Linked DNA regions of Homo sapiens: all the other regions are linked to region 2. Evidence: read pairs that join two places in POLR2A ChIA-PET (ENCODE). Cell type or tissue: OCI-LY7. All regions are shown on one strand. Links, peaks and the distances in the headings refer to the core of each region. The heading gives the core; the rest is flanking DNA.

Region 1 (6,897 bases), core at 3,154-5,653, 150 kb after region 2:
CCTCCCAAAGTGCTGGGATTAACAGACGTGAGCCACTACGGCCTTATGTTTAACTTTTTGAGAAACTGTTAAACTGTTTTTCAAAGTGGTTACACTATGGAAACTCACTCCTCCCCCCTTCAAAAAATTTAGGATGCTTACTTATCTTTCTTTTGAGCAATATCAACTTTCTGGATCCCTTAATTTCTCTGTCCATATTTCAGATTTTATCATTTATTTGCTCATGTATTCACTCACTCATTAGGTCATCTATTTAGTCAACCAACATTTACTTAAGTCCTTCTCTATTCAGAGCTCTCAGATAGACACTGGGGAAAGAGATAAGTGAGACATTGTAGTCTAGCCTTCTAGGAATTCATAGTACACATGGGGAGATGGACACACACATAAATAATTAAATACATAGAGTGATAGAATAGAGATATGTTAAAAGGCTCATTCAAAATTGAAATTCCATTTAATGTTTTGTGTGGCATTGGAGAAGGGAAATAGTGCCAACTGGGTCCCTGTAGACTGAGAAGGTGGAGCCCAAATTGTTGGCTGTTCCTGGAAGTGAATGAATGGATGCCGGGAAGCTACAATCTCACAGATGAATCGCCGTTCTCATATTTTCCCTTTTCTAACCAATAAAATGCGGCAGATTACATTTTTTTCTAAGAATTCAGTATTATTCTCAGATTTCTCCTCTTTTCATGGCACCCTGCTTGTATTTCATTTTTAGATCCTATTGAAAACATAATTGTTTTGAAGTTCCTTTAAGTTTCCTACATCAGTTGTGTTCCAGTGGAAAACATTTATTGGATCTTTCATTTTGGTGTACACTTCTGTGACATAATGATTTTCTTTATGCTTCCAGGGGCTTGTCACTGCTTGCTTATTTATATCAAGGCAACTCTTGACTGTCAGCATAAACAGCTATGGGCATTATCCACTGATTTCCCTGCACACTGGTCAATAGTTAAGTTGGCAGGAAGGGGCTTCCCCTAACAGAAGGTTTCATAAACAGGGCTAGTGTTGTGTTTCCTATTACTGCTGTAACAAATTACCCCAAATTTAGTGGTTTAAAACAGCACGAGTGTATTGTCTCATAGTTTTGGAGGTCAGAAGACTAAAACGGGTCTCACAGGCCTAAAAGCAAGGTGTCTCTCCAGTTTCTAGAGATCATTCACATTCCTTGGCTCTTCCATCTTTTTTTTTTTTTTTTTTTTTTGAGACAGAGTTTTGCTCTTGTTGCCCAGGCTGGAGTGCAATGGCGTGATCTCAGCTCACCGCAACCTTCATCTCCCAGGTTCAAGTGATTCTCCTGCCTCAGCCTCCCGAGTAGCTGGGATTACAGGCATGTGTTACCACGCCTGGCTAATTTTGTATTTTTAGTAGAGACAGGGTTTCTCCATGTTGGTCAGGCTGGTCTTGAACTTCTGACCTCAGGTGATCCTCCTACTTCAGCCTCCCAAAGTGCTGGGATTACAGGCCTGAGCCACGGCGCCCAGCCAAGGCTCTTCCATCTTTAAAGCCAGCCGTGTAACATCTTCAGAGCTCTCTCTGACTGTGACCTTTGGCCTCCCTCTTCTACATTTAAAGGACCCTCGTAATTGATTACACTGGGCCCCATCCCCCCCCCACAATACTCCAGGTTATTTTAAGGTCAACTGATTAGCAACCTTAGTTCCATCTGCAACCTTAATTCCTCCTTGCCCAGTAACATAACATATTCATAGGTTCTGAGGATTAGGACATGGACATCTTTGGTGGGGGGCATTATTCTGGCCACCTACAAGTGGCTTCAAAGTCTGGTGGCCAGGAAGTTCTTCTCTGTGTAGCCACGCAGACAGCTTGCCTCTGGGCATGGCAGGTATCTCTGAGAGTCTGAGAACCTGATGGGTCCTCTCGGGTTCAGGTTCAAGATCTGCTCCCTCTGAACAAGAACACAGCAGGTGAGCAGAGGTGACCAGCTTCCCAGAGATGGCTCTAAGATTCAGTGGACTGGCAGGGATTTTCCCCACTCCCTCCCACCCCACCTACTGCAAAGGATGTGGGCAGGACTGTGCAATGGCACGATCTCGGCTCACCACAGCCTCCGCCTCCTGGGTTCAAGCAACTCCCCTGCCTCAGCCTCCCAAGTAGGTGGAATTACAGGCATATGCCACCATGCCTGGCTAATTTTTTGTATATTTAGTAGAGACAGGGTTTCTCCATGTTGGTCAGGCTGATCTCGAACTCCCGACCTCAGGTGATCCACCCACCTCAGCCTCCCAAAGTGCTGGGATTACAGGCATGAGCCACCACGCCCGGCCGAAAACCCTGCCTTTTAAACACAGCTTTTAAAGGAACATCTCCATTGCATAAGGCAGATCGATGCCTGGCCTCACCCTTGACAATACTACTCAGTAGGCCTGCGGTGGGACCTGGGAATCTGTACTTCAAAATCTTCATCTGTGATTCTGATGCACAGCCACAGAAGAGAACCATTGATTTAAAGTTACGCATATCGATCTGAAACACTTAAGATGTTACTAATAATAATAAGACAAATGTTAGGCACGCTGACATTTTGAATTTATGTTAGAAAATAAAGTAAAAAGTCCTGCCAGGCACGGTGGCTCACGCCTGTAATCCCAGCACTTTGGGAGGCTGAGGTGGGTGGATCACCTGAGGCCAGGAGTTCAAGACCAGCCTGGCCAACCTGGCGAAATCCCGTCTCTACTAAAACTACAAAAAATTAGCTGGGCATGGTGGCGCACGCCTGTAGACCCAGCTACTCGAGGGCTGAGGCAGGAGAATTGCTTGAACCTGGGAGGCAGAAATCGCAGTGAGCCGAGATCGCACCACTGCACTCCAGCCTGGGCAACAAAGTAAGACTCTATCCCAAAAAAAGAAAGCCCTTAGACATTTTTTCTTATCGGTCCCACTGCAAATATAACTCTAAAATATAGAATCAATAGACTAAGTGCTATACTAGTAGAGGAAACAACTCTATGGAAATATAATAAAGTATGAAGAATGTAGAATTAGCCCCCTACCCCCAGTTCTGGGGAAAGCCTGTTGTCCTTGTTATTTTCTCCACAAATGCAAATGGAAATGTAGTGTGGAAGAAAGAAAGGTATGTAGGGTTTGATGCTGAAAGTCCAGGAAAGGAGCTTTATTTTGCAATATCCCTCCACATCTGTTGAGTATTTTCCAGGTTACAAAGTGTTATCACAGATATTGCCACATTAATCCTCACAATAAAACCCTGAGGTCATCTGGAAAGGTGTTGAGGGAATGCAGGCTCAGAGAGAGCCCATGTTTATTGCCTGAGGTGCTGTAGGACTGAACCCACCTCTTCATCCTTTCTTATATTTCTGATGGATTTTTTCTCTTGGCCATTTCATCTTTTACTTTTAACATTTGTGATATTTACAGTGGGACAGAGAGGGAATCTTGTCCACTGGACTTTATTTCCTAAGAAGGCCTTGATCTCTCCCCGGCATCTCCCTTGGACCTCGTACCTGGGCAGCAGCCACCTCGTAGCCGTCGGGGTTCATGGATGGCAGGATGTGAATGCGCGTGTCCTGGATGAGCTGGACGATGCGCTGGTTCCTGTTCCGGAACTCCTCGCACAGAAACTCCGACAGCTGCAGCATCAGCTCGCGGCCCAACGCTTCGTTGCCGTGCATGTTCCCCACATACTTGACCTCTGGTTCCACTGCAAGGAAGAGAAAAGATGGGGGAAGCTTGGAAGTGTCATTGATGCCTAACCTTGCAGAAGGACCTTTTTTCTCTTTTTCAGTAACGAATGAAAGAAAATCTCATGCTTTCATTGGGTCTTTTGCAATAATCCCTGAGCCCCTTCCTAACCAATTACAGTTACAAAACCTACAAAAATTCATGCCAGGGATGATAATGAGTGCCATGTATTGAACCCCCATAGTGTACTAGACAGTTATGTTCAATACTGCTAAAATTCACAGAAAACTTGTAAAGTGGGCATTAATAGCCTCAGGGTGAGGGTAATAAGGATGGGAGAGGTTAAGTAACTTGTCTGAGGTTGCCTAGCTAATGGCTCTATAGAGGCCCAAGCCCAGGTGGCACTTACAGTGCCATTTACAGTAGCATGCTGCTTCTCAGAGACAAATCTTTCAGGATAAGGATGTTCCCCAGAACCTGTTTTCATGAAGTACTCTAGGTTTTAGCGTAACAGCCGCTAATGATCCCAGTTGAAAACTTAGTTTTCTTGGCACTTGAAAAGTTTCTTGCTCCATCTGAACAAGAACACAGCAGGTGAGCAGAGGTGACCAGCTCCGCAGCGATGGATCTAAGATTCAGTGGGCTGGCAGGGGTTTTCCCCACTCCCTCCCACCCCACCTACCATGAAGAATAGGATTGGGGGCAGGACTGAGCTCGTTCTCCATTGTCCCCACTGAAGTACAGGAAAACTAAAATCACTCCTTCAAATCTAAGCAGGCCAAATCTGAAGGCACAGAATAGGAAGGCACCTGCTATGTCTCATTCCTCAGTCTTCTCTTGGGCCATGTTAACTGTTCAACTTGAGGTAAGAATTGAGGATCTGAAAGTTTCTGGGGTCACCTAAAGAAAATCATTCTTGCCCTCTTTTAAGAGGAAGGAGAAAAGCTCTTGCCAAATGATTTTTCTTACACCCAATACTTTCCTGCGTCCATGACTTTTCTGGTTCTGTACCTCTTCATCTTCTCATTTCCAAATCCTTCTCACCACCCTTCTAGGCCCAGTTCACATGATACTCTGTGAAGTCATCTTGGGTTCTCCTTGATGAGAGAGAGCTCTCTGTTGACTTCCCCGGTTTTACCTTTTTTTTTTTTTTTTTTTTTGAGATGGAGTCTCACTCTGTCACCCAGTCTGGAGTGCAGTGGCAAAATCCCAGTTCACTGCAACCTCCACCTCCCAGGTTCAAGCAATTCTCCTGCCTCAGCCTCCCAATTAGCTGGGACTACAGGTGCCTGCCACCACACTTGGCTGATTTTTATATTTTTAATAGAGACAGGGTTTCACCATGTTGGCCAGGCTGGTCTCAAACTCCCGACTTCAGGTGATCCACCCGCCTTGGCCTCCCAAAGTGCTAGGATTACAGGTGTGAGCCATTGCACCCGGCTGGGTTTTACCTATTTTTATATATGTTCTATTTCCTTTTCCGGACCTGGCCTTAGCAGTGTACATAATTTTTAACTTGTGACACCATCCATTATTATTTATCTTAGTATACCTACAGCAGTTTTTCTCAAAGGAATGCTTATAATCCATAAGGATCATGTGGTGGATTTTCCATAGCGAGTATTCTTTAATCTTAGTGTATTTTTTTAAATCATAGATTATGTCTTTCTTACTTTTCTTGGTGTTAAAATGTCTTTTCTGTTAGAAAAGGATGGATATAGTAGATGACAGGTAGTTTTCTTCACATCCTTATTCAGTAAAATAAAATTTGGAAGATCTGTTTTAGTTCCCTCCGGTCTCCTATTTATTTAAAAAAAAACAACAACAACACTTTTTTTAACTTCTTTATGAAATCTGTAAGTCTGGGAACCACTGCCCTGTAGAACTTTGGACAGTGCCATGCACTTAGCAGATGCTTAATGGCAGATTCTTTTGGCTCTCCTTTTTCTTTTTTCTTTTTCTTTTTTTTAATTTAGAGACAGGGTCTTGCTCAGTCATTCATGCTGGAGTGCAGTGGCACAATCATAGCTCAGGATAGCCTCTCGAATTTCTCAGTTCAAGCCATCCTCCCGCCTCAGCCTCCTGAGGAGCTGGGACCACAAGTGCACACTACCACACGAGGCTAATTTTCTAAAAAAAAAATTTATTACAGAGACAAGTCTCACTATGTTGTCCAGACTGGTCTGAAACTTTTGGCCTCAGGCAGTCCTCCCAAAGTACTGGGATTACAGGCATAAGCCACCACAGCTGGCCTCTACTTTCAATATATCTGGAACACAACCACTTCTCATAACAATCACTGCTACCATTTTGGTTCAAGCCCCTGCACCTTCAAGCTTGGTACTATTGGCAATATTAGGTTATTGCAATAAATCTCCCACTTGGTCTCCCTGCAGCTGCCTAGCCCCTTTAAAGTCTATTATCCAGAGTCAGGGGTTGGCAAAACTTTTTTATAAAGAACTAGAGAGTAAATCCTTTAGGCTTTGTGGGCCGTGATGTCTCTGTCACAGCTACTCAACTCTTCCAGCAAAAGCAGCCATGGACAAGATAAAAGTGAATGGGCGTGATTATGTTCCCATAAAACTTCATTTACCAAAACAGGTGGCTGGCCCTTGGGCTGTAGTTTGCTGACCCCTGTTCTGAGTGATCTTTACAAAATTTAAGACAGATCGTCTCCCCCTTCTGCTTAAAAAACCCTCCAGTGGCTTCTCACTTGACTCAAAGTAAAAGCCCAGATCTTTACCAGGGCCTATGAGGCCCTGCGTGATCTCCTGTTGCCTGGTGTCCCCATCACATGGCTGTGACCTCCTCTCTTGCTCTCCCCTCATTCACTCGGCTGGAGCCGCACTGGCCCCCTTGCTGTTCCTCACATGTGCCAAGCATGCTCCAGAGCATTGCCTTTGCTCTTCCCTCTGCCCGTCATCTTTTCCTCCTCAATATCAGCACGGCATGTGCCATCACACCCATCCTTCAGCTCTCTGTTCAAAGCCACCTCAGTGGAGACGCCTCTCCTGAGTGCCTCTCCTGCTCCTCCTTGTCTTCCTCCATGCCATCCTTATCTCTTTTTCCTGATTTAGTTTTCTCTACAGCACTTATTTCCATCTGATGTAATATGTATTTACGTAGTTACCCATTTATTGTCAGTCTTACCCCACTAGAATTCGGGCCCATGAGGGCAGGGTCTTTGTTTTATTCTCTGCTGTACTTCCAGAGTCTACAAAAGTGCCTGCA
Region 2 (8,080 bases), core at 2,744-5,243:
TTTTCCCTCTCCTTTGCCTCTTAACTACCCCATTTATCTTCAAACATTTTCTCCTTTTCTTTTTCTTGACACTTTGAGGATCTTGTTGCATACCAAATAGCTTCAGACATTGACATCTCCTGTAATCCCAGCAGTTTGGGAGGCCGAGTCAGGCAGATCACCTGAGGTCAGGAGTTCAGCACCAGCCTGGCCAACTTGGCAAGACCCTGTCTCTACTAAAAATACAAAAATTAGGGCCAGGTGTGGTGGCTCACACCTGTAATCCTAGCACTTTGGGAGGCCGAGGTGGGCGGATCAGGAGGTCAGGAGTTCGACTCCAGCCTAGACAACATGGTGAAATCCCGTCTCTACTAAAAATACAAAAATTAGCCAGGTGTGGTGGCACATGCCTGTAATCTCAGCTACTCGGGAGGCTGAGGCAGAATCACTTGAACACCAGAGTCGGAGGCTGCAGTGCGCTGAGATCACACCACTGTACTGCAGCCTGGTCAAAAGAGTGAGAGTCCGTCTCCAAAAAAAATAATAATAAAATTCTGATTTCCTCCTGACCTCTTCCAATATTCTTGCCCCATCTCTCTTACTGCCTTCCTCCTCCTGCACTGTAACTGTGGGCATCTCTGAGGCTCAGTTCTCAGGCACCTGCTCCTCTCCCCAGCTGTTCCTTCCCTCTGTACCTGAGCTGTATCTCAGTGATACAGCTATGGAGGTGGCTCACCTCCATACAGGCCCAGCTCTGATTTCTTCCTTGAGCTCCAACCCAAACTCCTACTGGCGTCTAAGATTTCAGTACTCTAGTTCTTTCCTCCACTGTGTTCCTCACCACCTTCCCCACGTCTTTGTCACCACAACCCTATGTCTTTCTCATAGTTTCCCCAACCAGAACTGTTCTCCTTGCTTCTCTCTGCCTATCCCAACTCCATTATTTCTTTAAGTTTCAGCCAAGTTCAAACATTTCCCTACAGTCTTTTCTAATAGCTCAAGCAAAAACTGGTCTTTCGGCTGGGCATAGTGGCTCACGTCTGTAATCCCAGCACTTCGGGGGCCGAGATGGGTGGATCACCTGAAGCCAGGAGTTTGAAACCAGCCTGGCCAACATGGTGAAACCCCGTCCCTACAAAAAAATACAAAAATTAGCCAGGCATGGTGGTGCATACCTGTAATCCCAGCTACTCGGGAGGCTGAGACAGGAGAATCGCTTGAACCTGGGAGGCAGAGGTTGCAGTGAGCTGAGATTGTGCCACTGCACTCCAGCCTGGGCAACAGAGTAAGGCTCCAGGCCGGGTGCGGTGGCGGTAGCTCACACCTGTAATCCCAGTACTTTGGGAGGCCGAGGCGGGTGGATCACGAGGTCAGGAGATCGAGACCATCCTGGCTAACACGGTGAAACCCCGTCTCTACTAAAAATACAAAAAAAAAAAATTAGCCAGGCGTGGTGGCGGGCACCTGTAGTCCCAGCTACTCGGGAGGCTGAGGCAGGAGAATGGCATGGACCCAGGAAGCAGAGCTTGCAGTGAACTGAGATCGCACCACTGCACTCCAGCCCGGGCGACAGAGCGAGACTCCGTCTCAAAAATAACAAAAACAAAAAACAAAAAAGAAAACAAAAAACCTGGTCTACCTTCCAACTGTCCATAGCATTTACTGTCTATGCTATACATACTTCTTTTGTATTTTGTCTCTTCAACTGATCTGCAAGCTCCTGCATGGCAGGTGTTTAAGAGTATAGTTGCCTTCTCTGGATACCTTCAATGCTTGGTACAATGCCAAGTACAGACATTAGTTAATAAACACCTGGTGGACTGCAATTAAAGGAGATATGGGATCTATGTGCTGGTATATTAATAATAAGCTTGAATACAGACTGTTGGAACAGATATCATGTTCACATGTTTGCAATGAAAAGAAATCTTGAATACCAGAGTCCTAAAAACTTTGAGCTGTCTGTGTACTACTTCGCAAAAGTGCCTTCAAATCAATGCAGGTTTTTCTTATCTTGGGAGAAAGACAAAACAGAAGATTTTCCTGCTCCACAGCAATTACTGTCCCAACTTTTAAGGGACTGCTTTCATATCCTTATCACCACTGCCCTCCTAAACTCCCTGTCATATGCTCTGTGCCCCTGCTCCTACCCTCCACCAACCTACCAAATGCAAAGGTCTTTCCCGAGTCCATATCCTCTCTTGCACCTTTGCACCTCTGCTGTCTATAATATAGTTGCAACCTCTGTTGGCAGCCTCCCTCTGACTTTCCTAACACTTTTTTTTTCTGTGCACTCTGCAGAGAAATACCTAACACTTTTCTGATATTCTAAATTCATCTTTGCAGACTCAATCTACGGCTGTGCTTCTGCCTTCAAATGTGGTAATGCTGGAAAAGCATTCTAGGTGTCAAGAGAGCCAGATTCTATTCCTGCCCTAATCCTTGACCCAGTTACCTTGGAAACACATTTCAATTTCTCTGAGCTCTATCTCTTCATTTATAAAATAAATGGGTTGTATTTAAGTGTTTTTCAAACATTTTTTACTGTGACCCACACTTTATTTTTTATTTTATTTTTTTGAGACACAGTTTCACTCTGTCGCCCAGGCTGGAGTGCAGTGGCACAATCTCAGCTCACTGCAACCTCCACCTCCTGGGTTCAAGCGATTCTCCCGCCTCAGCCTCCGGAGTAGCTGGGACTACAGGCGCCCACCAACATGCCCAGCTAATTTTTGTATTTTTGTACACAGGGGGTTTCACCATGTTGGCAAGGCTGGTCTCAAACTCCTGACCTCAAGTGATCTGCCCACCTCGGCCTCCCAAAGTGCTGGTATTTCAGGCGTGAGCCACTGTGCCTGGCCTGACCCACACTTTAGGCTGTAACTCACATTTACATAATACATTTATGTCTATACACATACACATACACAAAGTATTACATGCTTACTTTTACTACATAGAATGTAGTATGAAAGTTTTTTCTATTTACTTTTATTTTTCAGAACTGCTGATTGCAACCCCCAAACAGACTTCAAGACCCAGTCATGAGTGGCTACCCATTATTTACAAAAACATGGGATTGTGGCTATATAAGCTTCCTTCCAGTAATAACATAAGAGGCTCCTATTTTGTAGCCTTCCAACCCTGAACCTTTAGCCCTCTCTAGTTTTGTTTAGAGCCCTCTCTAGTTTCATAGTTTTCTCTGTAAGAGCTCTTCATTTAGATATCCTAATATTATTTACATGCAAAACAGGTAACGTGGAATTTGAAACACCAGGTCCCCTTCTCATCATAACCATGTATGTTATTAGCAAGTGCAAAACCCTAGTGCCCACACTTGGTCTAGTAATGGTAGAGTAGCTCACATTGTACTAATCTCCCTACTTATAACTACCAAAAACACTTTACAAGATTTATTTTTTTAACTTTTATTTACTTTTATTTTTCTAGAGATGTGGTCTCACTCTGTCACCCAGGCTGCAGTATAGTGGCATCATCATAGCTCACTATAGCCTCGACCTGCCAGGCTCAAGTGATCCTCCCACCTCAGCCTTCTGACAGATATTTTAAAAAATAACTATATGCAGGCACTGAAAAGCAATCAAAAGCAGGCAGAATTTGGAGGGGATATGACTCAAAACAAGGGAAGCAAACTAGGTAAGATGCACCTGTCTCCAGTCCTCCCCTCAGGGCACTCCCTAGTCTTTTAGGACGCCGGGAAATAAAGCAAAAGAAGAAAGCCCACATGGGGCAATCTTACTGGGCTGAGCAGCCAAAGGTTCCAGTCTGGGGGCTCTGAAGACATTAGCTATTAAGGGGGAAATCCTGGAAAACAGTAAGCCACAGAGAGGAGAGCCCCAAAATCTGTGCAGAAATGCCTCTCAATCCTTCAACTGTGCATGCAGGTGATGAGACTCCAAGGAACCCCGTGGAAAGCTGGAGGCCAGAAGAGCCCAGCAGATAGATCTTCACCAACTGTCTGGCTCTGGGAAGACACAGTTTGAAATTTGAGTCCCTCCAAGTTAGGAGGTTCAATAAACACTTCCAGTTTTCTGTTGAAACCTCCGAAGGGCCACACCTTAGGAATAAGGCCCACCTCTCAGAACTAGAGGTCCACACCCTAGGACTAAGAGCAAACCCCTAACAGACCTGCCCTAAAAAAACCTCAGATGGAGGCCTCAGGAGAATGACTGATCAGGCCGGTGAGAAAGGAAAGCCTGGGGGAAAACTTGGCTTCCTGCCTGGGGGAGAGGCTGGAGAGCAGCCACTGAACAGAGCTCTGTCTCAGATGGAGGAGGGGTGGCAAGGGGAAGACGGGAGAAGAGGAAGGGACAGGACATTCCACTTAGACAATCAAACTTGAAGTGTTTACGGTCTAGGGTAGATGTCCAACAGGGAGCAGGGACTATCAATCTGGAACTCAGAGACGAAACCATGGAGTGACAGGTGGGTGGCGCAACTTATAAAGGGGAAGGGAGGTGGGCAGATAAAACACAAAGAAATGGCCATTTATGAGCACCTACTATGTTCCGGATATGTGACTGTTTTATTTTTCTATCTCATTATGAGAGAGGTATTATCTTCACTTTACAAATTGAGAATCCGAAGCTCCAAGAGGTTAAGTAATTTTTGTCAAGTTAAGGCCATTTAGTAAATGGTGGAGCTGAGATTTGAACTCAGGGCAGACCAACTCTGATGCTTGTTCCTTTGTGTAATTACACAGTGTTCCCTTGTAATATTCAGGAAGGGCAATGGCGTGAGAGAGCTAACAAAGAACGTTAGAATGCTGAAAGATTTCTAGTAAAGACAGAATTTGTTATAGGTCAAGAAGGATATTAGGGGTACAAAAAGGGGTGAACTAAATATGAATATACTTTCAAAAGTTAAGTCCTCAAAGATAAAGAGAGTTGTAGAAATGGAAATGATATTGGGTGGAACCGAGCTGGTTTCAGGGAGATCAGAGGGCACATTACAACACTGCAGAGAGAAGGGTTTCACTCCTGTTAAGTCAAACAGAATAAACACACTTTGATTACAGTTGGGAGGCTTAATACAATAAGGAACTAAACATAGGAAACAAAGTTCACCAAAGGAACAGATGCGGGGGGAAGGGAAGAGGAACAATACAAAAACCAATATAAAGAATCACAGAATCAGACTTTTTTCTTTTTTAGCTGGAAGGAATTTAGAAGTTATCCAGTCCCTATCATTTCAGAGAGAAAATGCACCTAGGAAAAAATGACTAGCTGCTAAAAACCTCAGCCTCCCAACTAAAGCTGGGTTTGGTTTCATTTTTGTCTTTATAGGTGCAGGTTAAGAGCCTGTTAGGTCCAAAATGGTGCCCCAGAAATTCAAGTTAAGTCAAGCCCATGTTGGAAGACCACCAGGTAAACCACCGGCCATCCCAGGACCATAGCAGGCTTATCTTTTCAGTCTGTGGTGGCCCCTAGTACAAATCTAACCAGCCAGCCCATTCTGAAGGAGACCTAGACGAGAAACTTTCTACTTAAGGGGAGGGCATGAGATGGATTTTTCAGATCATTCACATTCTCTGACTAACCTTTATCCTCTGGTCACAGCCTGGACCCCAAAATTGGCCAGAACCAGAAAGGCCGTTTGGCATGAAGACAACATACAGCATACACACACACGAAAGGTTTAACAGAGAGTTCAGTAATTATAAAAATAACACAGTAGAAATAAAGCTCACTTATGAGAACTGAAGAAAAGATATAATGGCAAGAAAGAAAGAACCTCTACATGATAAAAGACTCCTAATATTCTCATTTCACAGACAACGTAGTTAAGGCTCAGTGAGATGAAGTGATTTGAAAGCTAGAAATAATCTTCTGGAATCCACAAGAGTGTCAGTACTCATCATTCACTTAAGATTCCTGAATGTCAAGGAGTGAACAATCTATAAAACAAATCAGGGCTACTCTGGGCACACTGCCTATGGGGTAGCCCTGCTCTGAAAGGAGCGGTAAAAAAAAAAAATTAAAATGAAGGCCTGGCAATGGTGGCTTACACTTGTAATCCCAGTACTTTGGGAAGCAGAGGTGGGTGGTTCGCTCAAGCCCAGGAGTTCAAGATCAGCCTGGGCAACATGGTGAAACCCTGCCCCTACAAAAAAATAAAAAAGTAGCCGGGCATGGTGGCATGTACCCATAGTCCCAGCTACTCAGGAGGCTAAAGTGGGAGGATCTCTTGAGCCCAGGAGTTTGAGGCTGCAGTGAGCCATGACCGTGCCACTGTTCTCCAGCCAGGGGGACAGAATGAGATCTTGTTTCAAAAAAATAAATAAATAAAAATAAAGTCAAGTCTTCTTTTCCATTAATGTCCAAAGAAGTGTAGAGACTGAGAGAAAAAAAAAAAAACATGCCAGGAAAATGAATTTTAGCTTGATGCCCTGATAATAAACTTGCTGCCTCGACAAGATGAACAAAAACATGAAAGTAAGAAAGGAAAGATACTTGAGATTAGAGACATCTGAAAAAACCAGGAAGCGTAAATAAAAGTTCCCATGAGAGCGCTATCCGAATGTTGCATATTTTTAGCACTGTATATATACTCTTGCTCTGTACAATGCCTTCCAAAGTAATTAAATCTCTAAGGTTGTTCTCACTCAAGGTGCACTTGATAAGAAGTTCAGGGCCCGGGCTCCTTAAGAACACAAGTGCTCCTAGTACCTGGTATAACTACCCTTTAAATCTATCTTTATGCTTTATCTTAAGAAGGCTGGCTGAGTTCATACCTTGGGTTTTCTTGCTGTTTTGCACGAACTCTGAGCGCCTCAGGGTGCTGGGTGCTGTGCGGCGGAGGCAACTATTCCTTCTCCAAGTCTCTGGGCCATTTAATTTTTTCTCTTCCTCTAAATGCCAGATGTTCTTCTCTAATGACGAGCTCTGAGGAATCCCCAAATGATGTCCTCCTTGTTCTCCCCTGGTACACTGAGTCTGCAGACCATCCAGAAGGATCCTGCTGCCCCCATGTGCCTTTGTTCTTGGTATGTCAGTGCCATTATACTCCAAATTCTCCATTTGATGGAGAGAATCTGTCCCTCTGGAATTACGAGATTTATATGCACAGTTTGCAAATAAAGCATCATAGCCTTTATTTTCTGTATCAAAATCACCCTGATCCATAATATGAGTCTTTGCTTTGGGATACATGTTGTCATTTTGATGAACATTCCTGTCCCCTTCATGGTATTTGATAAATTCCTTATCTTCATTGACACCATTCGAATCTGAAAAGCTCACAGGCTGACCATCAGGATAACTCCCAGGAACATGATATAAATTGCTGTGTTCTCTACAATAAAAATTAGTTGCCCAACAATCCTCAAGATTATGGTTAACATTCTCATGGTCTATATACCACAACTGAGGTTGACCTAAATTCGCTGAAGAATCATCCAAACCCCTACAGTCAGTCAACTGTTCAGCTTTTTTAGAGTCCTCAGGATTATAATTCAGATTCTTACAGTCTGAGTAGCCATTTGCCTCCCCGTATCCACCAGCTTTCGAGGTCACATCTGGGCTTCTCGTAGGTGAATTATCCTTCGTCCCAGGGCTGAGACTCTCATAATCTACATTTTCTGGACTCCTATAACCATCATGACCTCCGTGGTACACACAGCCCTTTCCACTTTCATGTGCTTCCCCACAGTCCATATAGCTTGGTTCACTCTGTTCAAAATCCCAGTATCCACAATCCCTTTTTCTGTAGGGCTGATGCTGTCCCTTGGCCCAGTACCTGGGATCCAAGTCATTTTCTCTGTAGAGTCCATCCAGCACTGTAAGGTTCCTTTTCCGTACACTCCCGTAGTCTTCATACTCCCAGCTGGAGTCCCAGTGCCTTTTCTCCTCCACTTCCCTTTCTTTTCTAGCCTTCTGGGTTTCACACATATTCTATGTGCTTAAAGACAAAGGTTTTACTATTCTTTTCCATGGGCCTGGGCTGGGCTGTGGACAGGTGCAGTCTAGCCTAAGGCTGGATTTGTCCTGCTTAAAATGTCTCCCAACCATTCCAGACACTCTTCTCGTTGCTCTAGTCGGAGCGCAGTGAGATGTGGAGTTATTTCAACCTCAGGATCCAA
Region 3 (6,897 bases), core at 3,154-5,653, 230 kb after region 2:
AAGCTAAGTATCTACCAAAAAAACTACCTTATTTGGAAAGCAATTCTAAATAGACTTTACTCTTCTGTCACTCTTATTTCAGAAGACCTTCAACTTAATTAATTATTCAGCCTTATATAGCAGTACAAATGAATGGAATTACGGCATTTGGCCTGTGTCCCTACCCAATCAATGTGAAATATTTCTTGCTAACTGACTAATTCTGGAGGATGTCTTGGTCACTACACTTTCTTGACAATGGATAAAATCACTTCTATCATATCAGAGCTCCTGAAAAGAGAAAGCAAAACCCCGAAATGCATCATTAGGAAAGTGGCCAGGGAGCCAGTCACCTTGTTTGAGGTGGCATATTTGTGTGCAGCATAATATTCAGCATCTGCTTTCGCTTTCTCTCGGGCCAGGAATGCAGCATCTAGCAAATAAACAAAGGAAAGGTGTCAATCCATTCCCTCAGCTAGTTAAGAGTCCCTTTCCCCACTGCTTAATATTGTGACTGCTTATTTCACATTGAAAGTTTTAAAAACCTATTAGCAGTTTTCAAGTCCCAGTCCCCAAACAGCAACTTCTCTACGAGGAATACTCTTTTCACTGTCAAATAACTCTCAGCTCATCTGAGCCTACTTGTTTTCTACTCTAAGTTGTTCCTTCTCTCCTCCACCCACTCTCCCACCTCCTATCACCCAGAGCCTTACATTCCACCCAGGTACTAAGCTTCAAGTAAAATAAGTCCAGACATAAAAGCTCTATTTACTGCATTGTCTCCAGCCCCCCCCCAAATTTCATCCAGAATCAGTCAACAGAGACAGACAGGAAGCAGCAATATATAACAAGTGACTTCAAGACCGAGCTAAGAACATCAACATCTCACTATGTGAAATCAAGTAGTGTGAGGCCCTCCATGAAAACTGTTTTTCCCCCCAATTAATTTTGTTTTTTTTTTGGACAGGTGGAAAAGAAACTGGTCGTGATGGGGTTTATTTATTTTTAATTTTTTTTTTATTTTTTGAGACGGAGTCTCGCTCTGTCGCCCAGGCTGGAGTGCAGTGGCGGGATCTCGGCTCACTGCAAGCTCCGCCTCCCAGGTTCACGCCATTCTCCTGCCTCAGCCTCCCAAGTAGCTGGGACTACAGGCGCCCGCCACCACGCCCGGCTAATTTTTTGTATTTTTAGTAGAGACGGGGTTTCACCGTTTTAGCCGGGATGGTCTCGATCTCCTGACCTTGTGATCCGCCCGCCTCGGCCTCCCAAAGTGCTGGGATTACAGGCGTGAGCCACGGCGCCCGGCCAGAGATGGGGTTTATTATCTTGTATATTCTTTACTATTGATTATGGGTAATTTTCATACCTTGTCTGCCTGAAAATAAAGTGGTAGCTAATAAGCCCCAATTTAAGGAAGAAAAGGAAAGCTGAGCTACCCACAGTCACAAACAAACCCAAAAGCTGGAAATGTGATAGCAATTTAAAAAAATTTATTTAGACTATCAGGCCAGCTATTTCCTCCAGACCAGATTATTCTGTCTATGGCCTTCTCACCCACCACAATCAAAGGCCTGAACCCTGGAGCAGAGAGGAGGCAGTTCGGGACAGGCAGAGCTTCATCCTCTCCCCACAATGTACCTTCGATTTCAGAAATGCGCTTTTCAGTTTCTTTTTCCATCACTTTCTGCTGAAACCGAATTTTTGCCACTTGTGCAATCTTCTCTGCTTCTATAATCATACAACATAAGAAGACACATTCAAAACCATTTCTACAGTACCTGAGGCACTTCGAACCAGCAGCACACAGTCTAACATTTAATTACAGAAAGTTTTATGTGCTAATTGTTTCACTAAGTTTTATCTAGTCAGACTGTAAACTACTCAAAGGAAAAAAGGGAATTTATTTCCTAATTTACTGTTCTATTTTGACAGTGCTAGTTTTGTGGGAAGAAGGAGTAAAAAAAGGTTAAAGTGCCAGTCCTTCATGCAACTCTGTAGCAACGGTCCACAAGCTAATGGGAAAAAAAGATACTTTATGAAAGTACCACAGAACAAAAACAGAGCAACATAAATGCATGGCAACACAGGACAATTAATGTGGCAGGAGAAAGAAAGAATGAGTGACATAAGTTAAACCAAGGAAGACCTTCTGGAAGTAATCTTAAAGGAAATAATGGATATGACCTAAGAAGACATGCCAGGAAGCACAGAGAAAGACAAGAAGGGCCAGTCATGGTGATTCACGCCTGTAACCCCAGCACTTTGGGAGGCTGAGGCAGGAGGATCTCTTAAGCCCAAGAGTTCAAGACCAGCTTAAGCAACACAGTGAGACCTCCATCTCTAGAAAAAATTTATAAAATTAGCCAAGCATGATGGTGCGTGCCTATAGTCCCAGCTACACAGGAGGCTGAGGCAAGAGGATCTCTTGAGCCTGGGAGGTCAAGGCTACAGTGAGCCATGATCATGCCACTGCACTCCAGCCAGCGTGACAGAGTGAGGCCCTGCCTCAAAAACAAAAACAAAAACAAAAAAAAGAAAGACAAGAAGGCACAAATGAACAAGTCACAATGGAGAGGTGATATGGAACCAGCCAACAAGCGAAGACAACATAAAATAAGAAGAGAAAGAGGGCTAGGAGACCTCTGTCTTGAGTGACAGGCTAAGGAGCTTAGTTTTACTATACTCAGGATCTACTGTTAAGTTACCATTAGGGAAATGACAGGATGAAAATGGTATCAGAAGAGGAGTATTCCAACTGCTGTAGGGAAATAAAGCAGAAAGCAGGGTGATTCATTTGAGAAGGTGAAAACAAGCATTGGGAGTGAACATGTTGGTGTGGCAAGCAAGTACATGCAGAGGAAACTCAACACCCTTAATAAACCTCTGGCCTACCCAAATGACCCAGGACAAGGAAGAAAGACTTGAATTACACTTTACATTCAATCACTGCTATTCTTAAAGAACATTCTCAATTCTCCTTTTCAGTCAAAGAAGATGGGTATTTTAGGACATCTTATCTCTGACCCCTAGAAAAAGTACATAATGGAAAGAAAACTTCCAAGTGATTTTTTTCTTTCCATAAAACAGTATGCTTTACGAACTGCTCCAGGAGATAATTCCCTCTTTCTCCACCAATGTAAAATCAATCTATATTACACCATCCAAAAACTAAACTACTATGTTCAATGGGGCTAGAAATTGAACTGTAAGCAGAAACTCAAGATAAAACATGAATAAAAGGTGAGGGATCTGAAGCCTGCAGCTAGAACCCAAAGGATGTTACCTCAACATAGGGGGACTGTTGTGGTAATCTCATTCAACAAAGCTCTGTCATGTGGGAATAAATCAATAAAAAGCACGACCAGACTTCTAGAAAAATGGTGCAAAAGGCCAAAAGGCCAGAGAGAAAACCCTTTAGCTAACAACCTCTTAAAATGCTAGATGAAATATAGCAAATTTGTTTTTTAATGCATGGCTGAGTTGTAAGAAAGAATGAGAGATCCTCAAGTAACTTAAGCCAAGGGGGAGCCGAGAGCCTGTATGGTGGTGTCCCTGGGGTGGTTATTAGACAAGAAGGGAGTGGGACCTGGGTTTTTACCCATGCAAGACCAGGAGATGAGGCCTTGTGATATTAGGACTAAGACCCTTGCATAAAACTGAGACCTCTAGAGGGCTGCAACTCTAATGAAAGGGGAACTAAAACACTCTACCAACCAGCCCAGTTAAGAAGTAACCTCTTCTCTACCTAGCCACATCACAGTGAAACTGAAGAACACCCAAATACAGACAGAAACATGTTAAAAGCAAAAAGAGAAGAAAGGCTGATTACTCAAAAGGAACAACTGGACTAACAACATACTTGTAAATAGGTGCAAGCAGCCAAACAAAATTGAAATAATACTGCCATATTGATAAGGAAAAATTAGCTTGGTTTAGAATTGTAGGCTAAATTACCATTCAAGGATAAAATAAAAGCATTTTCAGACCAAGGAGGACCGAAGATAACTTTCACTCCTTAGTCTTCACTGAAAAAAAAATTACTAGAAAAAAAAAATCACCAGAAACAATGGAGAGGAAAAAACATTACTCAACACATGTCAATCAAAATAAGTGTTTACTGTAAGGATTAATCATAATGATCATAATTGATGGGAGGATAAAGACAACATGAAACTAAAATACTACGCAATAATAAAATGTAAGACTGGAGGACAGTGATAAGAGTTAAAGCATTCTAAGGTACTGTTCAAGAAGAGGATAGAATGATTAACAACTAGTTATACATTCCAGCAATGGAATGTAAAACTTCCAATCAAGTAAAAGGAAGAAAAGAAAAGAAAATTCAATCAATTCAATACCAATCAGAAAAGGGAAAAAGAAGCAGAGAAAAATGCATGGTAAATAGCACATAATCAAATGATACAAACACATCCAAATATAGCAGTAACCACAATAAATATAAAAAGACTAAACTCACCAGTTAAAAGACAGATTCTCACATTGGATAAGATTACAAAATCCAGCTATATGCTGTTTACAAGAGACACACCTAAAACATAATGACATAGAAAAGTTGAAAGTAAAAGAATGGGAAAAGGTACACCAAGAAAATAACTAACCAAGAAAAATCTGGTATAGCTATATTATCAGGCAAAATAGCTCTTAAGTTAAAAACATATCTAGGGATAAAGATTATTACAAAACAGAAGCAATTCTCCAGGGAGATATAACAATCCTGAACCTGAATGTTCTTAATGATATAGTCCCAAAATATATAAAGAAAAAAATTACAAGTCAACAAACCCATGGTCATAGTGGGAAATTTTAACACATCCTTCTCAGTAATTGATAGGTCAAGAAGGCAAAAATTAGAAGAATACAGAAGATGTGAACAACACAATTCATAAGCCTGACCAAATGAGTATATAAAGAAACCTGCATCCAACAACCAGAGAACACAGATTCAATCTTTTCAAGCACACAGACATTTACAAAAAAGGACCGTGTACAGGTAGGCCACAAAGCAATTTTCAATAAATATTTAAGAATCCATATAACAGGTCTTATTTTCTGACTACAATGTAGTAACACTGGAAATCAACAATAAAAAGGTAGCCCCTCAAAACCCACTAAACCAGAAATTGAAGCATATACTTTTAATAATTCATGAGCCAAAGAAGAAATTAGAAGGAAAAGGTTTAGAATTAAAACTGAACACCAATATACAAAGTACATTTCAAAACCTGTGAAACATAGCTAAAGCAATCCTTAGAAGAAAATTTATAATCTTCCATGTTTCCACTAGAAAAGACTTAAACTTAACTATCCAACTCAAGAAGTTAAAAAAGAACAAATGAACTAAAAAAAAAAAAAAGATGGAAGGAAATATTTTTTAAAAAGTGTAAATAATATAATTTAAACAAAGTAACAATCAACAAAACCAAAACAAAAGCCAATTCTCTGAAAAGATAAATAAAATAAAACAGACCTCTGGCAAAATTGATACAGCAAAAGAAAAGGCACAAGAAAACAGTATTAGCAATGAAAAGGGGCACACAGATTTGGTAGAGGTTTTAAAAATCATGAGAGAATTCTACGAACAAATTTATGCCCCAAAATTTGAAATATCAGATGAAATGAACAATTTTCTATGAAAATATAATTACCAAAACTGGCTTAAAAAGAAAACATGTATCTGAATATACCTATACTCAATACAGGAATTAAATCAATAGATTAACTGTTACCACAAAAAGCAAATGAAAAAAAGCAGAAACCTCACAAGACTAAGATGGCTTTTACGAGTTCCACCAGACCTACAAAGATGAAATTATACAGATCTGATACATAATGATGTGATATACAATAGAACACAGAAAAGGAAGCCATGCTCTTCAACTCATCTTGGGGATAGTATAACCATGATACAAAAAAACCTAACACTAAAAGTATAAGAAAATTATAAGCTGATCTCATTTATGAAAATAAAGGTAAAAATTCTAAAGAAATTATCAGCAAACTATATAAAAATGTATATAATGACCTATATAATGACCAAGTGGATTGTTTGTCCCAGAAACACAAAGATAAATCTGTTAATATAATTTACCATATTAACAGCTTTAAAAACATCTCAATATATGTAGAAAAAATTTTCAGACTGGGCACAGTGGCTCACACCTGTAATCCTAGCACTTTGGAAGACTGAGGCAGGTGGATCACTTGAACTCAGGAATTCAAGACCAGCCTGGGCAACATGGTGAAACCCTGTCTCTACAGAAAATACAAAAATTACCTGGGTGTGGTGGCGTGCACTTGTAGTCTCAGCTACTCGAGAGGCTGAGGTGGGAAAATAACTTAAGCCTAGGAGGCTGAGGCTGCAGTGAACTGTGATTACACCACTGTACTCCAGCCTGGGTGGCAAAGCGAGACCCTGTCTCAAAAAAATTCTGAAAGTTTTAACAGCCATTCAAAATGAAAGCTCTCAGCAAGCAAAGTACAGATTGAAACTTTATTAACCAGTGTTAAGTACAGCAAATGTCACTGGGACTATTTAAAGTTAAGGACAAGAATACTTGTCACTTTCTTTTCTACACTGTACTTAGAAGTCATAGCCTAAAGCAGTAAGACAGGAAGAAATAAAAAGTATGTGACTTAGAAGAAAAATAAAATTGTCCTTATGTGAAGATAAGGACCTATTGTCTGAAGACCATATGATTGTTCATGGGAAATCTAAGCGACTATTAGAAATAAGAGCATCTTCAGCAATATTGCTAAATAAAAAAATCAACAGCATACTTATACAAAACCCATTAGAAAATGTGCCTTTAAAAAAGTCAATAAAAAAATAAAGGTATATAAGAACAAATCTTTAATAAATGTGCAAGAACTTTAGAAGAAAATTATGACACTTTTTAA

What was found. ChIA-PET counts read pairs that join two places held together with the same protein. Peaks named below come from ENCODE experiments on the same cell type or tissue, not always from the same donor. Only the 100,000 strongest peaks of a DNase experiment are listed, where the experiment ranks them.
Region 1: POLR2A ChIA-PET joins it to region 2 with 13 read pairs; 3 of 35 experiments call an interaction of 5 or more read pairs at or near these places.
Region 3: POLR2A ChIA-PET joins it to region 2 with 17 read pairs; 3 of 35 experiments call an interaction of 5 or more read pairs at or near these places.

Annotation. Positions count from the first base shown.
Region 1 is chr10:100,072,423-100,079,319 of GRCh38, forward strand. It overlaps CPN1 (carboxypeptidase N subunit 1), which reads right to left. Exons shown (of 9, transcript NM_001308.3): 2 at 3,489-3,685. Among named protein-coding and RNA genes, the nearest start is that of CPN1, 6.0 kb to the right of the region's middle. RefSeq lists a silencer at 4,580-4,639. In OCI-LY7, for the core only: no CTCF peak of the experiment used is centred there; no DNase peak of the experiment used is centred there.
Region 2 is chr10:99,922,875-99,930,954 of GRCh38, forward strand. All of the region lies in intron 4 of DNMBP (dynamin binding protein), which reads right to left. DNMBP-AS1 (DNMBP antisense RNA 1) reads left to right here and starts at 4,331. Exons shown (of 5, transcript NR_024130.3): 1 at 4,331-4,425; 2 at 5,286-5,366. In OCI-LY7, for the core only: no CTCF peak of the experiment used is centred there; no DNase peak of the experiment used is centred there.
Region 3 is chr10:100,154,528-100,161,424 of GRCh38, forward strand. It overlaps ERLIN1 (ER lipid raft associated 1), which reads right to left. Exons shown (of 11, transcript NM_006459.4): 9 at 1,618-1,707; 10 at 333-412. Among named protein-coding and RNA genes, the nearest start is that of ERLIN1, 28 kb to the right of the region's middle. RefSeq lists an enhancer at 1,726-1,775 and a silencer at 3,832-3,881. In OCI-LY7, for the core only: no CTCF peak of the experiment used is centred there; no DNase peak of the experiment used is centred there.